Linked DNA regions of Mus musculus: region 2 is linked to region 1. Evidence: chromatin loops called from intact Hi-C (ENCODE). Cell type or tissue: gastrocnemius. All regions are shown on one strand. Links, peaks and the distances in the headings refer to the core of each region. The heading gives the core; the rest is flanking DNA. Region 1 overlaps Slc9a1 (solute carrier family 9 (sodium/hydrogen exchanger), member 1). Region 2 overlaps Tent5b (terminal nucleotidyltransferase 5B).

Region 1 (11,160 bases), core at 4,392-6,891:
GAGCCCCATGGATCAAACTCAAGCCATCAGGCTTGGTGACAAATGCCCTTACCACTAAGCCGTCACCAGTATTCTGCTTTTCGTTATTAGTTAGATTCTCACCATTCTTCACTATTAGGGTCTCACTCTGGCTGTCCTAGAACTCACTGTGTAGACCAGGCTGGCCTTACACTCAGGTCCTCCTGCCTCTGCCTCCCAAGTGCTGGGGTTAAGGGTGAGCCCCACCGCATCTCGCTCCCCCATGTCCACTTTCTGGGAGAGGGACTCTTGCTGAGCAGAGCTTGCTGACTCGGCTGAAATGGCTGCCTAGCAAGGCCCCGGGCGGGCTCCTGCCGTCATCTCTGCCTCCCCGGCACTGAGCCTACAGCAGCACCCCCCTAGGTCAGCTCTCACTGAATGCTGGGCCTCTGAACCCAAGCACGCACACTAACTAGTCAGGAGGCTTTAAAAGGAGAGGGCTCCGCAGGTGAAGCGCCTGCTGTTGCAAGTGTTAGGCCCTGAGCTCTGCTTTTAGTCCCTCGATTTGTGGTCATGCTGGATTCTGTATGTGGTTTCCCCAAAAGGCAGGAAGAGGGTCAAGGGCATCGGCTACAGGACAATCTGGTTGGGTTATCAGAAGGAAACTAAGCCCTCCTATTCAACGGGGACAGGCAGAAAGACGGGTTGGAATCAGGCAAGAATTATTTTATTGTATGTATATGTAAATGCCTGTATGCAGTTATGTGCATGTGTGTGCAGTGGTTAACCACTGAGCCATCCCAGTCAGGAAAATCTGAATGAAAATTCTAACCCACAGGGAGCAGTGCCATTATCTGTGGCCACAGCCATGGTGGGACAACACCTTCCAGAGGCACAGCCTTCACCCTTTCAGCTCTAAAGCTTTTTATTATTGCTATCTTTGAGATAGAGCGCCCATGGAACCCCCAGGTTGGCCCCAAAGAACCCTCCTACTTCTGCCTCCGAGGGGGACTGGGCAGAAGCCCTGTGCTCTTGCTGAGGAGTAGGGGTCACTGGTCCTCATCCAACATTGCCCATACCCTTTGAGTGTTCCAGCTGTTTCCTGCTGGGACATCAATACAGGAATGCACAGTGTGGTTCTCGCCTATAATTCTTTTGCCATGGCCCAATTCAGATATCCTAAGACAAGTCAGCTCTGAGTCCAGGTCCCAGGCTGGGCAGAGCCTCTTAGACAGTACTGAGACTTCACTGCCCTCTGGTGGTCTGGTACTGGAATTGCACCTCAGTTCCCATCTCTTCTTTATACAGGGACCCCTTCTTCCAACAGGGAAGTCTCTAATTCCCAGGTGAGGACACAGCTTAGAGACTTTGTACTGCCCTTAGACCCCCAACCATAAACTACAAGGTTTGTCCTTCCCTCCTACGTTACTGAGTCAGACACGCTGGCTCATTAAACATCGACCTAATTAAGGAAAATGGAGGAATTCCAAAGGAGGGATGTCCCATAGTGGGCTTTCTCAGGCCTGCACGTGTTAGGACTGTTATATTTGGATGTATCTGATCCCTTCTCCGACTGGCCTCTGCAGGTGGCAGTTGGGCATGCCATAGTCAGGAGTCTTCCTGACAGCACCTGCCTACTATGCTCACCATTCACAAACTAGGGGTTTTCCGACTGTGTGACCACCGAGGCTTTTTAGCACCAAGCTGCGGCCCCAGCACATGGAGAGACATATCACAGTGTAACTCCAGCATCTGCACACTGGACCACACAGCAGCTGGTGGTAACAATGTTTCTGTTTCAGTCTTTGAGTTGAGTTCCTCTGACGCCCTCCTTCCTGAAGTCCCCCAGGCCCAGGAAGCAGCCCTGGACTCTTATCAAAAACTCACATTGATTTATTAGAATATGAAAAAGGTTCAGTTTCCTTTGTACAGGCGGCAGAGCGGCAGCAGCTGCGGTGGCTTTGTACATGGTTGTCGATGTCACCCTGCCTGGCAACTCCTGCCCAAAACAGCACTTGCATGGAGAGGAGACAGCTGGGCCATGCACCCATGGCCCCATCCCCTGGGAGGGACCCTCTGACTATTATTGCACGATCCTGGGGAGGGAGTGCCCAGGGGTTGGGCAGATACCCATGGGCTTGGCCCCAGCCATGGTGGCGGTAGGGAGTGTGTGCCTGTGAGCAAAGGCCTCTAGGGGGTCCAGTACTTTCTACTCTACAGAATGCAGGAAAGAGAGTGGTCCAGATAAGGGGTGGTGGTAGAACTGGCCAACAGAAGTAAAAGCAGGCCCAAGAGCAAAGGAGGTACCAGGAGGCCCCCTGCTGGTGAGCTTGAGTCATGACAGGTTGGGCCACATCAGAATCGGTGCTGTGGGCAAGGGCCCCCAGCAGCAGAGGTTCCATTTAAGGGACGGTGTTAGACACGAGGAAGGACGAGGGGGAAAGGGCAGAGCTCTGACTGGCATGGGGGACTCAAAGGGTCTGAAAACAAGAGTGCCTCTGTGCAAACAGAATCATACTTACAGTGAGGTGCAAATAAGCCAAGTGTAAGTAGAGGACACTTTCCAGCGCCTCGGACAGTCCCTCCCGTGTAAGCCCCACTAAGGCCCAGTGGTCCTCATCACCCCAATCATGTCACTGTCGAATGTGCCCCAGCGCCCAGCAGAGAAGCTCAGAGACGCCCTCAGCCCGCAGCTCTGAGTAAGGACAGCTCGGGTGGTGGCCAGAGCACCGAGGCTAGCGGGAGAACCGTGGCGCTGCCGTGGGCAGCTCTGCTATGGGTCACGGGTCTGTTTCCCAGCCACAGGCCTGCTGTCCTCTGATACAGGGGCCCAGTCACGGCCACGGAAGGCTCAGCTCCCTCCTTTCCTGCTGGGACCACAGTGGAGCCAGTGGCTCTTTGGTTAGAAATGATGATCAAGGATGGAGAGTTGGTCTGGATGAGGAGGGGCTGGAGGGAAGGAGGGCCTTGAGGAGCCCTGGTTCCACTATGGGAGAGCCTGGATCTAGAGATGGGGCGGGGCCTGCCTCAGCAGCCCAGCCGTCCGCCAAATGGATGGATTGGGAAGGCAGTTCTGTAGGAGAGGACCCTTCCCAGGAGGCAGGGGCAAGCCGTGCTGCAGTGGGGGCTGTGGGCCCAGCTGCCATGCGGAGGAAGGGGGCAGAGCCAATCCAGGTCAGGAGACAAGAGGAGCGCCCAGCCCCCACTCTCGTGGGAGAGTCTGTGGGACACCCACTAGCCTGGCTCTACTGTCCTTTGGGGATGAAAGGCTCTCCCTCCCCAGGCTCAGGGTGGGGGCCTGGGTCACTGAGGCAGCGTTGTATTCTCTGGGAGCTGGGGCTGTCACTTGATCCAGGGGTGAAGACGTCGTCGGTGCCTGGGGATGAGGGCTCCTTGCTCCGAATCATGATGATGCCGTCCTCATCTTCCTCCTCCTCCTCCGGAGTCACCCTGGGACCCCGGTTTAGCCCTAGGACCTTGCCCTTCAACTCCTCGTTCACCAGGTCCACAGACTCAGGGGACTGTGGGGAGGCCGGGTCAATGGTGATGACAGGCAGGTCTGCCTTGGGTTCATAGGCCAGTGGGTCTGTGGATTGAGAGCATAGACAGGTTCTGTCCCTGAGCCCTGATGGGATGGCCACACCTCAACAGCCCTCAGCCTGTGCTAGTGTCCCTCAGACCTTCCAATGAAGGCAATCATGTCTCTGGGATCCACAGTTTCCTGAGTGACCGCTCTGTTACCAGATGCTCTTCCCCCTGGACAAGGACTCCCACTGCCTCTCCATCCCTGCCATGGTGCTCTGTGTCACAGCTCCATCACAGTCCCCATCCTGAACCCAGGCAGTCCCTTTGTGCCCGGGTTTGACAGGTAGGCTATGCTGCCCTCTCTGTTAACACACCCAGCCCTCTAGATACAAATGAAGCTCCTGGGGAAAAACTAACTTCCCGTTGCCTCTCTGAGGCCTGTCCCGCCTGAGGGCCCTTCTTTAGCTCTTTACCTGAGCCTATGCGGGCCCGAGACAGGGTGGGCGAGTCCAGCTTGTGGGCCGGTACTGTCAGGTAGTTGGTGATCTGACAGAGAGAGAGGACAGGTTGAGTGGACGGTGGGCTGGCAGAAGTCCTCTGCCAGACACGCAGGCAGCAGGCTCTCACTGAGAGTGTGCTGGCCACCCACACCGGCGCTTCAGGGCCTTCCAGGGCCTTGTCCCAGGCTCCCAGAAAGCCGTGCTAGCTTTCTGAGAATCTCAGACACATCGATTCTTCTCTAGCTTTGCCTCCACCCCACACCTGATCCCCAAGGTTTCAGATTAAAACAAAAATAGAACAATAACAATAAAAACAAAAACCAACCCAGGCAGCATACCTAAGTCCTGTGCACCCTGGGTGTCGCAAACCCAGCGCACCGAGACTGAGCTCAGCGCCTTGCTTTTCAGCACACGGTGCTCCTTCTTGGCCACGCTGGACCTCTACCTCCCCAGTGGCCCCACTTCAAACTGGTAACCCAGTCACCACGTCTTACTAGTGTCCCTTCCTGTGTCCCTCACGCTCACTCCTTTCTCTTTCCCCGACAGTCACTCCTCTAGGATAAAGCCCAAACTCTTACCCCGTTAACAAACCTCCCTGTCTGTTTCTAAAGTAGCTCGGTGCGTGCCCGAAGAGGAGCTGGACAGAGCCCGGCAACGCACCTTCTGCTCCAGCTGCCGGGCCTTCTGCCTCCGGAGCAGCATCTGGTTCCAGGCTTCCTCGTAGGGGTCGGCCACCAGCGTGTGTCTGTTATAGGACCGCAGCTGAGGGGGGAACAGCCATCAGAGCAGGAGAGGGCTCAGAATCCAGGCTGGGAGGCCAGAGCCAGAGAGGCTCTGGCGGTGTGGGAGGCAGGAGAAGGGCGGAGGAGGTGCCGAGGGTGCACACAGGAGAGAAGCTAAGGAGGGCCAGGCTGAGACGGGACCTCACCCGTTGCCGGGTTTTCTGCAGATTGCTCCTCAAGATTTTGCGGATCTCTTCCTCCTTGTCCTTGGACAGTGCTGGCAAGATGCGGTCTGAAGTCACAGCCTTGGGGTGGATGTTCCTGGGACAACAGAACACAGGTTAGGTCTCTCTTTGACAGCACAAGGCCATGCTGGGGTCAAAAGCCCAGGGGTGGGTTGCCAATGTCCCAAGTCCTTAGAATGGCCGCAAGGACCTCAAGCCCAACTTGACCAGCTAGGCAACAGCGTAGCCCTGGAGTCCATCTCAGGCTAGGCTGAGGGAGCTAGCATGGGGTAGAGATGCTGCCCAGATCTGCCAGTGGTACTCACTGCATAGAGACAGTGGAGACAGCAGATGGGATCTTGCCCATGCCTCCGCTCTCCACCAGCTCAATGGCCTGCTTCATCTCCATCTTGTGGTAGAAGGCAATGAGCTGGGGCTCTTTGGAGCGCTCTCCTGCTATCAGGCACTTCTTCACATACTTCTTATTAAAACGGTTGAGCCTGTGGGACGAGGGAGACGGAGGGGGCTAGTTCCTAGGCACGAGGACGTTCCCCAAGGACCCTTAAATGTCCTTCCCACCCTCCTGCCCACCAGACCTTCACCTACTTGTCCTTCCAGTGATGGTGGCCATAATGACCACAGATGTCCTCGATGCCTGTCAGAAGGTGGTCCAGGAACTGAAATGGGCCCAGGGCCAGGTCAAGCCTTACTGCTGGCCTCCTTCCCCACTCCACCCACCTTTTCCCCAACTATGGCTCCGCTTAGCCTGCCCCCTACAGTTCCAGGAAGAGCCAGGAGGTGGCGCCTTCCCGTTACTCCTCCTGAAGCCCAGGCCACACTCTGGTGAGTCCCCTTCTCAGAACCCACTTGAACCTAATGACAGAGCCTCCTGGGCTCCCAAGCGCTCACACCACACTGTCCCTTCAGCTAGAGCCTGGAAGGGGGCCCAAGGGGCCAAGACAACCTGGCACTGAGATAAGGGAAGGCGGGCTTAAGGCCCAGCTCTGCCTCGGCTCCACAAACCTCTGCAACCCAAGGCCCAGCCCAGCCCCCGGTACCTGTGTGTGGATCTCCTCGTTGATGGAGCGCTTTGTTTCTTGCTTTTTCTTCACGGCCAACAGGTCGACCAGGGGCCGAATGGTCATGCCCTGGAGGGCAGGTGGGTGTCAGACAATCTGGTTCTGCTCTCCTGACAGAGAGGTGGAGGAACCACCCTTCTCCTCGAAGGCCCCCCACCCCCAGGCAAGGAGGGTCTCCCCTTTGAGGTTCTCAGTCTCCCTACCTCAGCATGCAAAGCAAGGCAGGCCTTTAAAGGCCACTTCTTCCTGATAGGTCAGCCAGTGGACCAAGCCTCACTGCTGGGGTCAGGCCCTGTAGACGGAGCCCCTCTGCCCTGCCTCCGTCAGACTCTCCACGATTGACTAGTATCTGTGCCTCAGTATCTGCACTATCCCTGAGAGATGCTCCCAGCCTCACTGCTGGGGTCAGGCCCTGTAGACGGAGCCCCTCTGCCCTGCCTCCGTCAGACTCTCCACGATTGACTAGTATCTGTGCCTCAGTATCTGCACTATCCCTGAGAGATGCTCCCATTTTACAGCTGTGGAAACTGAGTGGCAGCGGGGCTGAGTGATTCCCTATGGCCCCACAGAAGCAGCAGACCCCGAGTCAGGCTGGCTGGGTCACCGTGATGGTACTGTCACCCATGGAACACCCACAGCAAAGCTGAGGGGAAGCAGGGTTTCTGAGGATAGCGCAGGAGGGCATGGAGGAGCTCTCTCCTGCAAAAGGACAGGAACTGCACCCCCTTCCAAGAGGTCTCCCCATGTCTTTTCTCATGAGAAGGCAGAGGTGTGTCGCACCTCACACCATGAGTGCTTGTGCCCAGGGTGGGAGGTAGAGGATGGGAGAGAAACAGAGGCCCAACAGCCTCTCACCTGCTCTGGGCCAGTCAGCCGAGGGTCAGCAGTATGCACTATCACACACAGGCCTCCCTCGTGGACAGCTAGAGACAGGGCGGAAGCCTGCTAAGCCTGGGTCATTTAAAGCCCAGAAGTCATGGGCCAGCAGGCTGTAGGGGCTGTAACCAGCTAGCCCCGACTCCTCACTGCAGACAGGCACGCCTTCCCAGGAAACAGCTAGTAGAACGTTAGGCTGAGTCCAGGCCTTCCTGACTCAGGAGACTGTCCGGCCGCCTATGCTGAACTGCTGCAGATGCTAAACCATGATGCCACTCAGCCCTACCATGATGGGGCAGTAGATCTTGGGCCTGCCGGCTGCTACCCACGTCACTCCAGTGGCTCTTACTCAAGTTGGGCAACATTCGTCACTTCATATACTGATTGACTTCTCATTGTCACAGCTGAGAACTGAGGCCTCAAAGGGGGACGGCTTGCCCAAAGTCATGCGGCAAGCTAGTGACAGCATGCCCACAGCCTTTTTTTTTTCTACCACAAAAGTCGGGGCCCCCAGGCAGGGGTCTGCCCACCCCAGGCCCAGCACCTGCACAAAGACGGTGAAAAAGATGACGGTGATGATGGCGGTGAGGAACAGGTCACACATGGGGAAGTGCTTCTTGTCCAGGAGGTAGCCCAGCGAGAAGGCGATGGCCCCTCGCAGGCCCCCATAGGCAATGATGAACTGGTCCTTGGGGGTCAGCTTGACAATGCGGAACTTGTTGATGAACCAGGTCAGGACCAGGACACCTGCCAGGGAGCAGGCGGAGGAGAGGTCAGGCGGTCCAGGAAGCTCCTCCCACTACGTCCAACCGTCCAACCAGCTCACTCGGTTCCTGGGTCCCGCAGCCCAGGAACTCCAGCTCACTCATCCAAAACCTTGGTAGGTCTTTAAAGGGTTCCTCAACCTGCATTTGTTCTGAATATCCCAGAGGCCTTCACGGGGTACAGGTCAAGGGACTGGAGGAAACAATCCTGGTACTGAGTTTGAACTTATTAAAACAGGTGGGAAATAATTACCCTATTGTCTCTACTTTTCTAGAGACTGGGAATTGTTCATAGTGAACCACTGTTTCGAAGTGTAGGCTGTGAGGAGGGATGCAGAGAGTGCTTGCCCTGGATCTGGGCAGTTCACAGCTGAGATCCCAGCACTTGGGAGGCTGAGGCAAAAGAATCACCAAGAGTTCTAGGCCAGCCTGATCTGTATAGTAAGATCCCGTCACAAACAACTAACAACCCTAAACAAACAAACAAACAAACCTTAAAAACTGTGGATGGGGGAACATACGGTGGACCTCTGGCTCCTAAGTGCACGTGTGCGGAAAAGGGAGTAAGATAGAGAATGCAGCAGCGGCCTGGCCATGGAGGCCAGGAGAATCTAGCACAAGGGCAGAGCCCACAGACCCGATTCCATGGGTGACACTAGCCTGGTAGCTTTGGACACGTGCGCCATGACAACAGAACACTTGGCTCAGGGTTCCAGGCTGGGTTGAGGACCTGAGAGCCACCAGGCTTTTGGAGAGTCTAGAGGCCCTTCACCATAACTTTCTGCGACAGTGTCTGCGGAGCCTCCACGTGAGCAGGAGGCAGGCATGCGGCTTCTCCCTAATGCTCTCAAATGGTGTCAGCGTTGCAGAGAAGCAATGGGAGCACCCAGAGCCATTCAGAAGGGACAGGGACAGGGACATACTGCACTCTACATATCTCACCAGCCCCTCCATATGCTATACTACAGACACCCCGACACACTGTACTAGACACCCGCACTTAGTTCCTCCACACACTGTACTATAGAGACCCCACAGGCCAGCCCCTCAATACACCGTAGTGGGCACTCAGCCTATCCTCTCTACATATGATATGATACCATACAATACAGCCCAGCTCTTAGACACATTACTACGTAGACACAAACAGTACTACACACAGACACAGTGCAGCTCTTAGAAACATCAACACACTTACAAACCCACAACCTAGCCCCACACTATATTACACATAGCTACTCCATAGCCCAGCTCCTCTCCCTACAGTCACGTGTATACTGTTTCTCTCTCTCTCTCTCTCTCTCTCTCTCTCTCTCTCTCTCTCTCTCTCTCTCTCTCCCTCTCTCTCTCTCTCTCCCCTCCCTGGCCTGGGCCTGGCCCTTACCCAGCACCCGGGCGATGAGGCAGAAGAGCAGGGTGCTGATGACGAAGGTCCAGTTCCACTGGTGGGAGCCGGCCACAGTGGAGACGCCGAGGAAGATGAAGATGAGGGTCTCACTGACGCTGCTCCACATCTTCAGGAAGTACTTGATGGTGGTGTGGGATTTGTGGGAGATGTTGGCCTCCACATAGGGGCGCATCACTACTCCTGAGGCGATGAGGCTTGGGGTGAAGAAGAACGGGGTGCAAGGTTACAGGCTGACAGTCCAGGCTGAGCAAGCACTAGCTCACTGGACAACTGTGAGGGCCAAACGCCCATGGTTTTCCCTTGATCCTCACACCAAGTACACAGGGCCAGCAAATTCAGACGAGACACGGGAGTTTTAGAAGAATTAAGTCACCTCCACTGTGCACACTGCGTCTGCCCCGACAGCCAGGGCCACACTCTGTGGTCTTTTGGGTTCACCCCTTCCCAGTATAAAGTTCCCAACACACAGGGTTCCTCTAGGGAGCTGTGCTGGCTCCTTCCCCGCTTCCCAGAGTCCCCGGTCTAGGTTGGCCTGCACACTTCTACTTTCCTTGTGCCTCACTGACTCTTCTCAGGGGCCTCTGAGATTCAGGCGTGGAAGATGCCTGGTGAGCCCTTCTGGGGAGCCTTGTCGGCTTCCATCTTTAAGAAAATGGGAGGAAGTAGGACTGAGACCTAAGACTTCCAGCTCAGTTTCCTAGGGTAGTAGTAGATTCTGCCCATAATGTTCAGATTCCTGAATCCCAGGAGTCCAATGGAAGTGGCTTCTTATGGAAGGCCTCTAATGACCTGGGCCACGTCAGCGTCTACCATGCAAGCCTGGAGCCTCAGGTGCTGGGGCGCTCCTTCGTGACCACAGAGATCCGGAGACTCCATGGTAAGTAACTACCCCACCAAGCCCGTCACCTGCCACTCCGACTCACGCCATGATTCCGGACAGGTGGAAGAGCTCAGCTGACAGGTAAGCCATGTAGCTGTAGAGGAAGACGAAGAGCGGCTCGATGACCCGGATGTGAGAGGTAAATCGGGAGGTGAAAGCTGCGATTACCCCGTAGACCACGCCCACAAACACCCCACCGAGGGCCACCACGAAGAAGCTCAGGAAGCCGAGGAAGATGTCCGAGATGCCCACAGAGTCATAGCTGGCAAATTCCTCAAAGAGGTGATAGAGGACCTGGGGAGAGCACACAGGCTGGTAGGCAGGAGGGCAGGGCCCTGGCCCCATGGCTCCCTGACACTGTCCTTCCACAATTCACAACCATGGATTCAGACCTCAAGGCAGCTAAGTGCTAAGTGTGTAGAACCTAGCCTGGGGCTTACGGAGCGGCACGTGCTAGAGGAGCACACTGGGGGCCTGCAGCACCCCCTGCTGGTAATCAACATACACTCTTAAAGCTACAATCCTTTGCACACATGGCCTCATTTTCCCGTGCTTCAGTTTTCCACAAGGTGGGGGACAATTGGGGTGCTCACATCACAGGGCTGTCATAAGAACTAAGTAAAGCACTCAGCATGATTGGGACTCCCTGTGGTACTCTCCTTCAGCACAAGTTTAGACAGTAAACCAGGACAGGACCAGTCAATCTCTGAAAGTAACTGGGGCCAGGTCATATGTGACCTGGGATCCACCAAGTAGGACCGAGAAATCTCCATTTAAACAAGCTGCCTGGTTACAATGGGCAGCCAGGCTCACATGCTGTGGAGCTGGAGGCCCTGGAATGGGCCACAGCCTGCACATGGTGGGCACAATCTCTACTGGGATGCAGGTCAAGAACCTATGCCCTTGGTAGAGGGAGGCTCAGGCAGGCCCAAAACCTATTCCTTCAGTTTCTGAGGGACTGACTGGCACGGCTGCTCTCAGTCTAATCAAGTCTAGCCCTAGAGAGCTCTGCCAGAAACCAGCTTTGGGGGAGGGGAGATGTTCCAGGCCTGGAAAGAAGGGGCAACAGGCAGGAAAGAGTGAGAGGACAGAGCTGATGCCAGGCAGCTCAGGTGCAGCCTCACTGTCTGGGGCATTCACACCTGAACTAAGCTCTAGAAAAGGCCCAATTTGCCAGGCAATCGTAGCACACACCTTTAATCCTAGCAAGAGGTAGGCAAATCT
Region 2 (11,160 bases), core at 5,036-7,535, 70 kb before region 1:
CAGGTTATTTTGGAGTTCTGAGGGCCAGAGAACACAGGACTTCCTAGAGATGACAGCTGGAGCTCTGGCTGCAGTAAGCTGGGCCGCCGCCAGGACCACGGGTTTCTGGTTTGCAGGGCTGAAGCCCTTGATCCGAAGGAGCTTTTTAGCTAATGGCATAGAGTGCTTTCTGTCACCACCGTCAGGACTTTCTCTGGGGTTTATTGTAATCAGCTTTGACCTGATTCAGAAGTGGCGTGGGTGGACACATGAAGAGTTAGAGATGATACCTGCTGGAGACGGGTGGGTGGGTAGGTGGGGGGTACAGGCAGTTCTGGCCCCTCCCTCCTCTTCAAGAAGCCAGGCTGTTCCCTCGACAAAAAAAAAAAAAAAAAAAAAAAAAAGTCTGTGCCAGGGCACACAGCTCAATGACTTGAATCTCAGGCCATCAACCTTCTCAACCAATGAAAAGTCAAAAGTCCTCCTAGGATCCTGTGTAGCATTCCTGGGCCTGTTCCATTCTCTCCTAACTAACAGACACCGATCACCACTTACTCCAGGGGTTTCGGGAGGTAGCATACAGCAGAGGGTCTTTGCTTCTAAGGCTTGCCTTCCAGTTCTCTTCCAGGTAGCTCCCTGGGTGTCACCATCCCAGGAGACCTAATGGGGGCTCAGGTTATTTTAATTTTAATTTTTTGAGACAGGCTTGCCTTAACCTCCATAGAGAGCTGGGAATAACCTTGAACCTTTTAAAAAACATTAATTATTTATGAATGTATGCATACAGGAGTGTGTGTATTGGGGTGGGGCAGGCATTTGCCACAGTGATGTGTTGAGATCAGAGGAAAACTTACAGGAAGGAGTACATTCTCTTTTCTACCAAGGGAGTCCCAAATTGAGCTCACGTGGTCAGGCCTGGTGGCAGGCACCTTCACCTGAACTACCTGTCTGGTCCCAACAGGGAACTGTGTTCTCTTGCCACTACCTCCAAAGTGATGGGGTTTCAGATGCGCACCCCCACCATACTGTGCTAATGTTGGACCCAGGGTCTGGTGCATGCGGGGCAAGCACTCTAGCAATTGAACCACATCCCAGCCTCTGGAAATTATGTTGTAGCACTTGGCTAATATTACTCTAGCCCTGAGCAGAAAGCAGTCTTCCCACGTGACTTCTTGAACTTAAAAAACAAAACAAAACAAAACAAAACAGGGACTCACTGTGTAGCTCTGGCTGAAAACTTTCTTGATGGCCCCTAGCCTGCAGATGGGGCAAGGTCAGGGACCCTTGGGATCTGTGCATTGAGGACACTATGTCAACCAGTGAATCGGGTTAAGAGATAGGAGACGACCAAGCCCTTTTGCTCTCTTTGGCTGGGCCCAGCAGCTTGGTTGTGCCACCAGAGGGCAGTGTGGAGCTGCTTCGTGAGAGTTGGGGGCGGGACCTGGGACGCTTTTAGTTCCTGGTGACCCGGTCCTCAGTCATTCTTGTTTGTGGTTCTGGGGCTTTCAATGGCTTTGGAATATGAGAGTCTGCAGAATAACCGGGAGGTGGTGGCGCAGGCCTTTAATCCCGGCACTCGAGAGGCAGCGGCGGCAAAGGCAGGTGGATCTTGAGGCCAGCTGAGTCTACAGAATGAGTTTCAGGATAACCAGGGCTACATAGAGAAATGTCGGAAAACCAAACCAAACCAACCAACCAACCAACCAACCAAACAAACAAGTCGGCAGAAGAAGCGGTGGCGGTGGTTTCCCCGGCCCATTAATAAAGGCGTGATTTCAGTGCCGGCTTTCAGCTTGGCTGGGCTGGGCTGGGATCCTGAACTGTATCCATTATCCCTGGGTGCGAAACTCTAGGAGAGGCGCCGGAGAGAGCCTAGTAGGAAAGACTTGCTTGAACTGGGCTTCCACCGAGAGCCAGTTCTGCATTCACAGATTTGTTCCACTGACGACAGCAACGGGTCCTGCCACCACCTAACGACCAAGGTGGCCTCCTAGAGATTAGGCTGAAGTGACTGGTCCAGGCTAAGGTGTTCCAGACCTTCAGTGGGCAGAGTCCTGGGTGTACTGGCGTCTCAGCAGCAGAGGAGACTCCAGGTGGGGGGTGGCGGAGGCGGGGGGGGGGGGGGGGGGGGGAGGAAGTACTTAGGATAGCTGGGAAATCCCCAGCCCAGTTCTTCCATTATTCTCCGACTACACCCTGGCAAGTCGAAAGCCCTTAGTTCTGAGTTCTAGATTAACTATTTCCCTTACAGCAGGCACCATGCTAGGTAGTCTACATCCATTTTCCATTCACATTCTTTCTAATCCCCTTCAAGTCTGCTGAGGTGGGTACATGGCTTCCTTAAAGGTGTAGAACCTGTAATTCTATAACTGTAGTTCAGTGGGCTAATGACAGTACTATTTGGGGGGATTGCTTTAAAGGAATCAGGTCCTGGGAAGGGAAGTATGAAATGCTGGGGGTGGGTGGGTGGCAAAGTGTGTCTTGTGTCGGCCCCCCTTCCCCAGAACTGGACACACCCTTGCCAGTTTGTCTGGGTTCTGGTGTTGAGTCAAGCTGATTCAGCATACCTGGCTTATGGCTAGGGTGGGCCAAAGGTGTTTAGGGCTGCATGTGGGGCTGAGGCTTGCCTCTGGCTGTCTCCCCTCCCTGAAGACCTGGACAGGAATGTTTGCTGCCAAGAGAGCAGAGAGCTTTGGATGGCAGGAGAGGCGCTGGCATTAAAGGTGTGCATCACCACCACCTGGCCTTGAAGAAAGAGAGAGAGAGAGAGAGAGAGAGAGAGAGAGAGAGAGAGAGAGAGAGGAAGAAGAAGAAGAAGAAGAAGAAGAAGAAGACGATGAAGAAGAAAGAAAAAAGAAAGAAAGAAAGAGAAAGAAAGAAATTTATTTATTTTTATTTTAAATAATGTGTATGTATGTATGAAGAAGAAGACGATGAAGAAGAAGAAAGAAAAAGAAAGAAAGAGAAAGAAAGAAAGAAATTTATTTATTTTTATTTTAAATAATGTGTACGTATGTAGGTACTCTGGAGGACAGGAGGACAGATGTGTTGGAGCCCCCAGAGGTGGAGTTACAGGCTTTTGTGGCTGTTTGACATTGGTTCTAGGAACTGAATTTTAGTTCTATACAAGAGCAGCCCATGCTCTTAACTTCTGAGCCATCTCCGCAGCCCTTGAATTTTGAGGGAGGTCAGGACACTAGAGGATCGAATGTTTCAGTATAAGAAGTCTTACTGAGCTGGGGAGTGGTGGTGCACGCCTTTAATCCTAGCACTTGGGAGGCAGAGGCAGGCAGATTTCTGAGTTCGAGGCCAGCCTGGTCTACAGAGTGACTTCCAGGACAGCCAGGGCTACACAGAGAAACCCTGTCTCAAAAAACAAAAACAAACAAACAAAAAAAATGTCCTACGGAGTCAGGCAAAGGTGGCACATACCTTGAATCCCAGCATTTGGGAGGCAAAGGCAGGTGGATGTCTTGAGTTTGAGGCCAGCCTGGTCTAAGAGCTAGTTCTAGGACAGCCAAGGCTACACAGAGAAACCCTAAAACCCAAACAAACCATAAATGAATGAATGAATGAATGAATGAATGAAAGAAAGAAAGAAGTGGTTCTACTGAGTGCCACACACATACCGAGACTCTGTGAATGATGGTACCACTCTACCTAGGACAGGAGAGACCGACAAAGACAGCAGCATCAGAGGGCCAGTGCAAAACCTTGGTGTCACTAGAGCAGCAGTTCTCAACCTGTGGGTCCAACCCTTTTTTGTTGGGGGGGAGGGCTGCATATCAGATATTTACATTATGATGCATAAAAGTAGCAAAGTTAGTTTTGAGGTAGCGACAAAATATGTTTATGGTTGGGGGGGCGGTCACCGTATAAAAGGGGTGCAGCGTTAGGAAGGTTGAAAACCACTGCTCACATGCATCACCATATCAGGAGTCCCTGCCTCAGCCCCGGGGAGCGCCATAAGGGGAGGGGTGGGGGAGGGGCGGGCTCTTCATTACAGGAACATTCCATTCCTGCTGCTCAGACTGATGGGGATTCCAGCCAAGGACAAAGACCCAAGGGAACCTCTGCTTCTCCGAGCCCTTTCCACACCAAGCCCTCTTGCCCTGTCTCCCCGTGATAGGCCTTCTCGAGGAGACAGATGTAGAAGTTCTGGGTGGGGCGGGGCAGCTTCTGGAAAAGATAATTAAGGCTCTTGACATTATTCTTCCAGCTCCTCAGAGGCTCCACTCTATGGGTCTGGACTGACTTCTGCATTCCGCACCTTCTCTGGATACCCCGCCTTCAGGAAGACTTCCAGGACTGACGGTACCCAGTCTCGGCGCCCTCCTCCCAGGAGCCCTTACAGTGGCAAGGGTCTGGGTCCTGGGAACTTGCTCCACTCTGCATTGCTTCCCATACACTGTATTTGCCTTTGCTGATACAGAGGCCCGAGATGCTCTCAGATTAGCCGAGACCGCAGCAAACATTGCCAGTGTGACTGAGAGAAGAATTTCTTCTTAAAGATAGACTCCTCATTCTGACACGTCACGGAGTCCCTGTCATCACAAGTCACAGTGTAGCTGGAGTCCCCATCGTCCCTTCTATGTCCAGCAGATCCAGGAGGCCTCTTGGAGGCAGATCACTGCTGTAGGAAAGCCCCATTTTCCTTTCCCCACTATCCTTGTCCTCCCCCCTGTGAGTGAGGACATGCCTGTAGCCCCTTGCAGACAATCAGCTGCTGCCTCCTAGGGGGACACTTTTCTCAGGAAGAGGTGGCAGTAACCTCCAAAGCCAAGTTACATGCAGAAAGGCAAGCCACTTCTTGATGTATCCTGATAGAGGGAAGGAGGCACATTTACTCCCACACCGCCCAGAACATATAGGCTTCTCTAAAGTGGCTGTATAGCGACTCAGTTCCCAACTATATACACGCAAGAAGAATAAATCGAAATAACGAGAGGCTGAGACGTGTGGTTTTAAGGTTCACATGGCCGGTGTCCTCCCTGTCTTTCCTCTGAGTGGGTCATGGACAGCTCCTGACGGGGCTTCTGTTTGGTTTGGGAGTCTGGGCCTGGCGACTGACTGACTGACTGACTGACTGACTGACTGACTGACTGACTTTTCCCTTGCTTGGTGCAGAGCTGACCCTTACTTAGGAAGTTTCTCTGTCACCAAGGGTGCGATGGAGAAGGTCAGAGATAGAAATGCACACGGGAGGGAGGCTGATGCCCACAGAGGCTGGGATACTGGGGCAGTGCATGGCAACTGCCCATAGTCTAGGGTCATATAGGTGACTGTCCTTTGGGGTCTCCTCAGGAGACTGCATTGAAATTGAGAAGTTTTTTTTTTTTTTTTTTCAAGACAGAGTTTCTCTGTGTAGCCCTGGCTTTCCTGGAACTCACTCTGTAGACCAGGCTGGCCTTGAACTCAGAAATCCCCCTGCCTCTGCCTCCCAAGTGCCGGGCTTTAAGGGACTCTTAAGGTGTGGGATTTGCCTAAGAAACCAATAAAGGGGAACCAGGCCTGGTAGCAAATGGCTGTGATCCCAGCAGAAAGATGGGGGAGTTTAAGGATAGCCTGAGCTAACCAGGCGTGGTGGCTCACGCCTTTAATCCCAGCACTCGGGAGGCAGAGGCAGGCGGATTTCTGAGTTCGAGGCCAGCCTGGTCTACAGAGTGAGTTCCAGGACAGCCAGGGCTATACAGAGAAAGCCTGTCTCGAAAAAAAACAAAAACAAACAAACAAAGGATAGCCTGGGCTACATAGGGAGATCCTGTGTCTAAAAAAAAAAAAAACAAGAAAAAAACAAAGAACAGTACTGGAAATATAACTTCAGTAATGAAGTGTTTGCCTAGAATGTAAAAAGCCAAGGAGTCCAGAGAGAGAGAGAGAGAGAGTTCACGAAAATAACCCACCAGGGAGGCTAGTGTTAAAGGATCCTTGTCATTGCTTGAGGGGTGTGAACTATGACAACCCAGGAGGGAGGGAGCAAGGAGAGAAACACCCTGTCCTCTCAGGTTTCTACTGGGGCCTCTCATTGTTAAAAACAACAGGAAACTGGGGAACAAAGGAGCCATTGATGCTCTCCAGAGCCTTCTCAGGGCCCTGAGCCTGAGAAGGGTGGACACTGTATCTGGGAAGGCCAGCACTGCCTACCTGCCTGGGAATGACCTTCCTCAAGCCCACATCCCTGTGGCTTTGGCCCCCTCTGGCTTGAAGATTGGTAGTAAGGGGTAGGTGGGCTGTGGCTGGTACCATAGTTGGAAGGTGAACGGCTGAGCTCTTTCCTCTCAGCTGTCCTTTGGCAACTTTCCAAATTCCTGATGTCCACACACATCCTGGCATTGAAGGTGGTGCCAGGGATGGCCCACAAGAGCCATGTCCTGCACAGAGTGTGTTTCTCACACCGGGAAACAATGCACCACACCCACAGGCTGACAGGTGTGCTGTTGCCACAACAGGCCCCAGACAGTCACCCCAAGCCATGACTACTGGCACAGATACATCAGAAAATGTACGTCTTGGCACATTACCACACTCTGCCAGTCATACAGCAAATAGCCTGAGCCTTCTCGTATACGCACAGGAGTTGGTCACCGTCACCCACGGGGCGTTACAACGCAGCATCTGGAGTTTGAACCTCTTTGACCACTTTGGCCTCCGCTTTTGTCTGTAAAATGGAAACGTAACGCCATTCTCTGGAGTTGTTGTTACAGGGGTGAAATGTGAACTCATGTTCTCACGGACCGAAGCGCGGCATCTGGCCTGGAATAAGTCAGGCCAGACAGCTGTTGGTGTGACCTTCCGCCACTCCGCCCTACCCCCTCACATCCATACATGTGTGTGTGCCAGCTCCAGAGAGTACCCACACCCACGCAGTACTGGCCAGACATCCTCAGGCACACGTGCCCTCCTTCAGACAGGCCTGCCAGGGCACGTGTACATTCATAGACGGGTTCCTTTGGTCTGGAACACTTTCTCCAGCCAGCGACATGGCTCGCTTCCCAGGACCTTTAAAATCTTTGTTCAGTTGAATGCCATCTTTCAAGGAGGGACACCTTGCTAAGTCCCTTGCTACATACCTTTTTAATACATCGCTGCCCTTCTCAGACCACATTGTTTATCTACCCTTTAGGGTGTAACTGTCACAAGGGGAGGGGCCCTAGGACCCACAACCATAGGCTCAGGCAGGGCACACACACACAAAACGTCTGCGTTTCTTATCTCCTGAACCAAACACAGCCAGGTGAACCTTCAGCCCAACTCACTGAGCCTGCTGGGTTTATGTTCTTCCTAGCTCATAGGCAGGGTCACGTGGCCGAATCAGGAGAGAGGGTAAATTATGTCTGAGAACCTGCAGCGGCAGCCTTTCCAGCCATTTGGAGCCATGAGCAGAAGGAACTGAGGCACCTAGCCAGACCCATGGAGCAGGTGAGGATGCCTCCGATGACTGAGGCCTCCTCTGCTGTTTAATTTTGTCCACTCCGGCTGGACCCATCAAAGCCACCACTTCAGAGGAGACTAATGAGGCTGGATATGTTAAAGGCTTTGCAATCCCCAGATCAAAGAGGCAGGGTAAACAGTGGGCAGCGTCCAGAGGCGAGTGGCCAGTGGCCTGAGGGAACATCTCCAAAAGCTGCACTCCTGGGCCCAGTTAGCTGGCCCCATCTGACTTCAGAGAGATCCTGCCCTCTCCACAGGACCAGTTTACAATAAGCCAGAACACGCTCACGTCCGCTTGCTAGAGAGACCCTACCAAGGCTCAGGGGGACCCTCCAGGTCCTCCAGCCTCAGCTTTCATTTCAGAGTCACCCTGCTCAATTCCTGGGGATTCGATGGAATGGGCAGACCTGCTCACCAGAGGCCAGGTTTTGGGCCTCTAGGACTCCAGGGGCAGAATCAGGAGAGATGAATATTTATTCCCTTTAACAAGAAGTCTAGACTTCTGAGGCAACATGGAGACCAGCCATGCTCCCAGTTCATATTTGCCAAGCTGGGGGACAGTAGAGACGCTCCAACGCCACTCCTTGGCGCCCCCCACAATACAAGCAAGCTCTGCCTGGGGAGGTAGTGCCAGCCTTAGGCCATAGAGAGCTTTTTCCCAGGAGAAAGATACAGTTATGGTCAGTGCAGACATTTTTTATTGGTGGGAAGAGTGCAAAATAGCAACAAATCCAGAGGTGTGGCAAGGGGATGGGATCTGCCGCCTTCCCGATAAGTGAGAGTCCTATTACCAAGCAAGTGGGGGGAGGGAGTGGTCAACTCGACTGTGGCAGCTTTGGAACCCAGCAGCCTCCAACAATAGTGCCCAGACAGCAGGGCTCCTGGAAGGCACAGGGAAAGGAGATGGGTGAGGCACTGGGATGTGTATGGGTCGCACCACTGTATACCTCGGCCCTCAGGAAATCCTCACGGTTTAGGGCAAGGAGGTTTCAGGAGACTGAACTCCCATCCCACCCAAACCCCAAGGAGTTGCTTTATGCCTTAGTTTATCTCTTCCTAGTGATCAGCGAGGTTGGATCCCCAGGCTCTGTGAATGGCCCAACCGTACCCCAACTGAATAGCCCTGTCACATGATATCACATTGTGGCCACTATAGGAGCATCTGGGTCCCTGTGGGCTGACCCTTTCTAAGCCATTGAAATCAACCCAAGGTGTTGCTACTGAGGCTACCACACAAGCTGACTTTGTCATTTCCAGACAGGCAGCCTCTGTGTCCCACAGTCACGCAGGTCCAAGAGTACAGTATGATGACCAATGGGTCCTTCTGTCAAGAACCCTGACTTGGCTTTAAGCCCATAGGAGCCTTGTGCAGGAAAGTCTGGTCTGTTCAAAGGCCCAACCCTATAGTGCCGGGCCAGCTGGCACAGGTGGCCTGTGTCTGCTTACATCCTCCACACATACCTGATGACCCCACCCCACCCCATGGCGCTCATTCCCTTCTGGCCAGGATCAGAGTCAGTTGCAAGGCAGCCAGGTAGGATAGGAGTGAGCTCGGGGCAGCAGTGGCTGCATGGGGGTCACATAGTAATTAACAGTGGCTGGGACCACCCCATCTGAACCAGGACGTCGCCAGGCCAGGGCAGCCATGGCAGCAGGGCCCTGTTCAGCCAGTGCCTGGAGGGCGAGCATGGCAATAAGGTCCAGGGTCTGGCGGCGCTCGTGGCTCATGAGACACACTGTGCTCTCGTTGACCACCTGGTGCAGTGTCACAAGGCAAGCATACCGGCGGGCTGCTTCCGCTCCGCCAAAGTGGGCCTCCAGGTAGCGCTCCAGAATGCGCCTCTGTTCCACCAGGTCCGGAAAGTCGATGAAGAAACGGGAACACATGTATCGCTGGAGGGCGCGAACGTCAGTGCTGGGCCTTGGCCGGAAGCCCCGTACCAGGAGGTGGCAGTACTTGAGGAGGCCACCACCTCGGATCTCCTCGGGGCTGCGTGTGGCGATGACACGGTGCTGCAGGTGCTCCAAGGCCTCAGCGAAGTCCCCATAGAGGCTCTCCCCGGTCACCGTAGGGTGGAAGGCCTCCGACATAGGTGTGGATGAGCACTGGCCAAAGAGGAGCAGCGAGTCCAAGATGATTTGGAAGGAGTCGATGCTGAATTCGAACTGGCGTCTCACAGAGTCCACGAACTTGAGTTCCACGTTCTTACCGCTCTTGTTGGACAGAGAGATGAGGCTCCAGCGGTCCAGGTCGGTGCACACTTTGACCAGCTTCTGCACGTAGGCTTCCTTGAGTGTCAGCGGCGTTATCTTGGCCCGGCTCACTCCCGCTGGCAGGAAGTCCAGCAGGCAAGCCAGGACCACTGCCTTGGTGAGCTGGAAGGACACCTCACTCCGCAGGTCCATCTGGAACACCAAGTCCAGGTCCTTGTAGCCTAGGCCGCTCTCGGGGTGCAGCACGTGGCTGGCGGCTGAGCCATGCAGGCGCACGCTGTGTACACGCAGTCCGTGTTCTTCCAAGCTGCTGCGGACCACCTGCAGGGGAGGAGAAATGGGTCAGGCGCCTGGACCCCTCGGGTCTGCACTGACAACCGCCATGATTAATCATCCCACCATCCATCACTGCTGACCAGCTTCTGTGGCTCTGTGAACCCTTTTAACTCGCTAAGCCTCGATTTGCCAATCTGGAGAAGGGCCCAGTTGAAAGGACTGACTCAGAGGAGCAATAAAAATAACAAAGGCGAGCAGAGAACTTACTAAGCACTTTACATTAAAGTACAGCCTCACTTAATCTTCATAATAACCCGCTGAGGCAAGGTTTAGTCCTGCATCCCCGGGTTGGGAAATAGAAGCACAGAGACGCTTGAGAGCTGTCCAAAGTCACACAGCCAGTAAATACAGAGCTGGGCACTCAGCTCAGAGCCTAGGTCTTCCCACGGGGCTACCTGACCTTCCTGACACTGCAAGCCACACATCTGGTATCATGCCAGGCACTGAGTGTAACCAGCTCAGGGGGCCTGCTTAGCGCCCTACGTGCCTACACACATTTAAGGTCCATGACAGTCATATCCAGTCAGCAGACAGAAGACCCGAGGTACAGAGGTTAAAGAAACATCTTCAAGGCCATAGCGTCTTCAGGCTAAGACCCAGGACCTAAGTTGGTTAGATTTTGCAAGTCCACATATGTTCTTTTTTTCTTTCTTTTTTTTTTTTCAGAGACTGGATTTCTCTGTATAGCTCTGGCTGTCCTGGAACTCACTCTGTAGACCAGGCTGGCCTCGAACTCAGAAATCTGCCTGCCTCTGCCTCCCGAGTGCTGGGATTAAAGGCCTTTTAGGTGTTTTGAGACAGGGTTTCTCTGTGTAGCCTTGGCTGTCTTTAACACTCGCTCTGTAGACCAGGTTGGCCCCAAACTCAAGAGCTCTGCCTGCTGAGTGCTGGGTTTAAAGGCATGTGCCACGATTATAGATTCTTACACTTTTCAAGTTTTAAAAGATTTTTTTTTTTAATTCTATGTGCATGTGTGCTTTGCCTGCATGGATGGATACAAGTGCCCATAGAAGCCACAAGAGATCTTCAGGTCTCTTGGAACAGGAGTTATACAGGTGGTTACAGGATGTCATGTGGGTGATGGGAATAGAAGCCAGTCCCCTGCAAGAGCAGCCAGTGCTCCTACCTGCTGAGCCCTCTTTCCAGGCCCGTGTCTTTCGATTATGAAATGTGCTTGTGCGCACGCGCGCCACCCCAAGG

Evidence for each region. A loop is a pair of places that touch in the nucleus more often than their neighbours do. Peaks named below come from ENCODE experiments on the same cell type or tissue, not always from the same donor. Only the 100,000 strongest peaks of a DNase experiment are listed, where the experiment ranks them.
Region 2: a loop joins it to region 1, with 2.2 times the contacts of the local background. A loop is called at or near these places in 7 of 42 quality-filtered maps.

What each region holds. Positions count from the first base shown.
Region 1 is chr4:133,414,371-133,425,530 of GRCm38, reverse strand. It overlaps Slc9a1 (solute carrier family 9 (sodium/hydrogen exchanger), member 1), which reads right to left. Exons shown (of 12, transcript NM_016981.3): 3 at 9,980-10,230; 4 at 9,033-9,250; 5 at 7,429-7,631; 6 at 5,988-6,077; 7 at 5,536-5,606; 8 at 5,256-5,429; 9 at 4,912-5,026; 10 at 4,644-4,745; 11 at 3,957-4,029; 12 at 1,829-3,544. The coding sequence ends at 3,204. Among named protein-coding and RNA genes, the nearest start is that of 1700091J24Rik, 15 kb to the left of the region's middle. In gastrocnemius, for the core only: a CTCF peak has its summit at 5,718 (motif pointing right); a DNase peak (open chromatin) is centred at 5,714.
Region 2 is chr4:133,484,869-133,496,028 of GRCm38, reverse strand. Tent5b (terminal nucleotidyltransferase 5B) reads right to left here. Exons shown (of 2, transcript NM_175307.6): 2 at 8,089-9,945. The coding sequence ends at 8,926. It overlaps Trnp1 (TMF1-regulated nuclear protein 1), which reads left to right. Exons shown (of 2, transcript NM_001081156.2): 2 at 4,199-4,929. Among named protein-coding and RNA genes, the nearest start is that of Gm13257, 5.8 kb to the right of the region's middle. In gastrocnemius, for the core only: no CTCF peak of the experiment used is centred there; a DNase peak (open chromatin) is centred at 6,294; H3K27ac peaks cover 1,200 bases.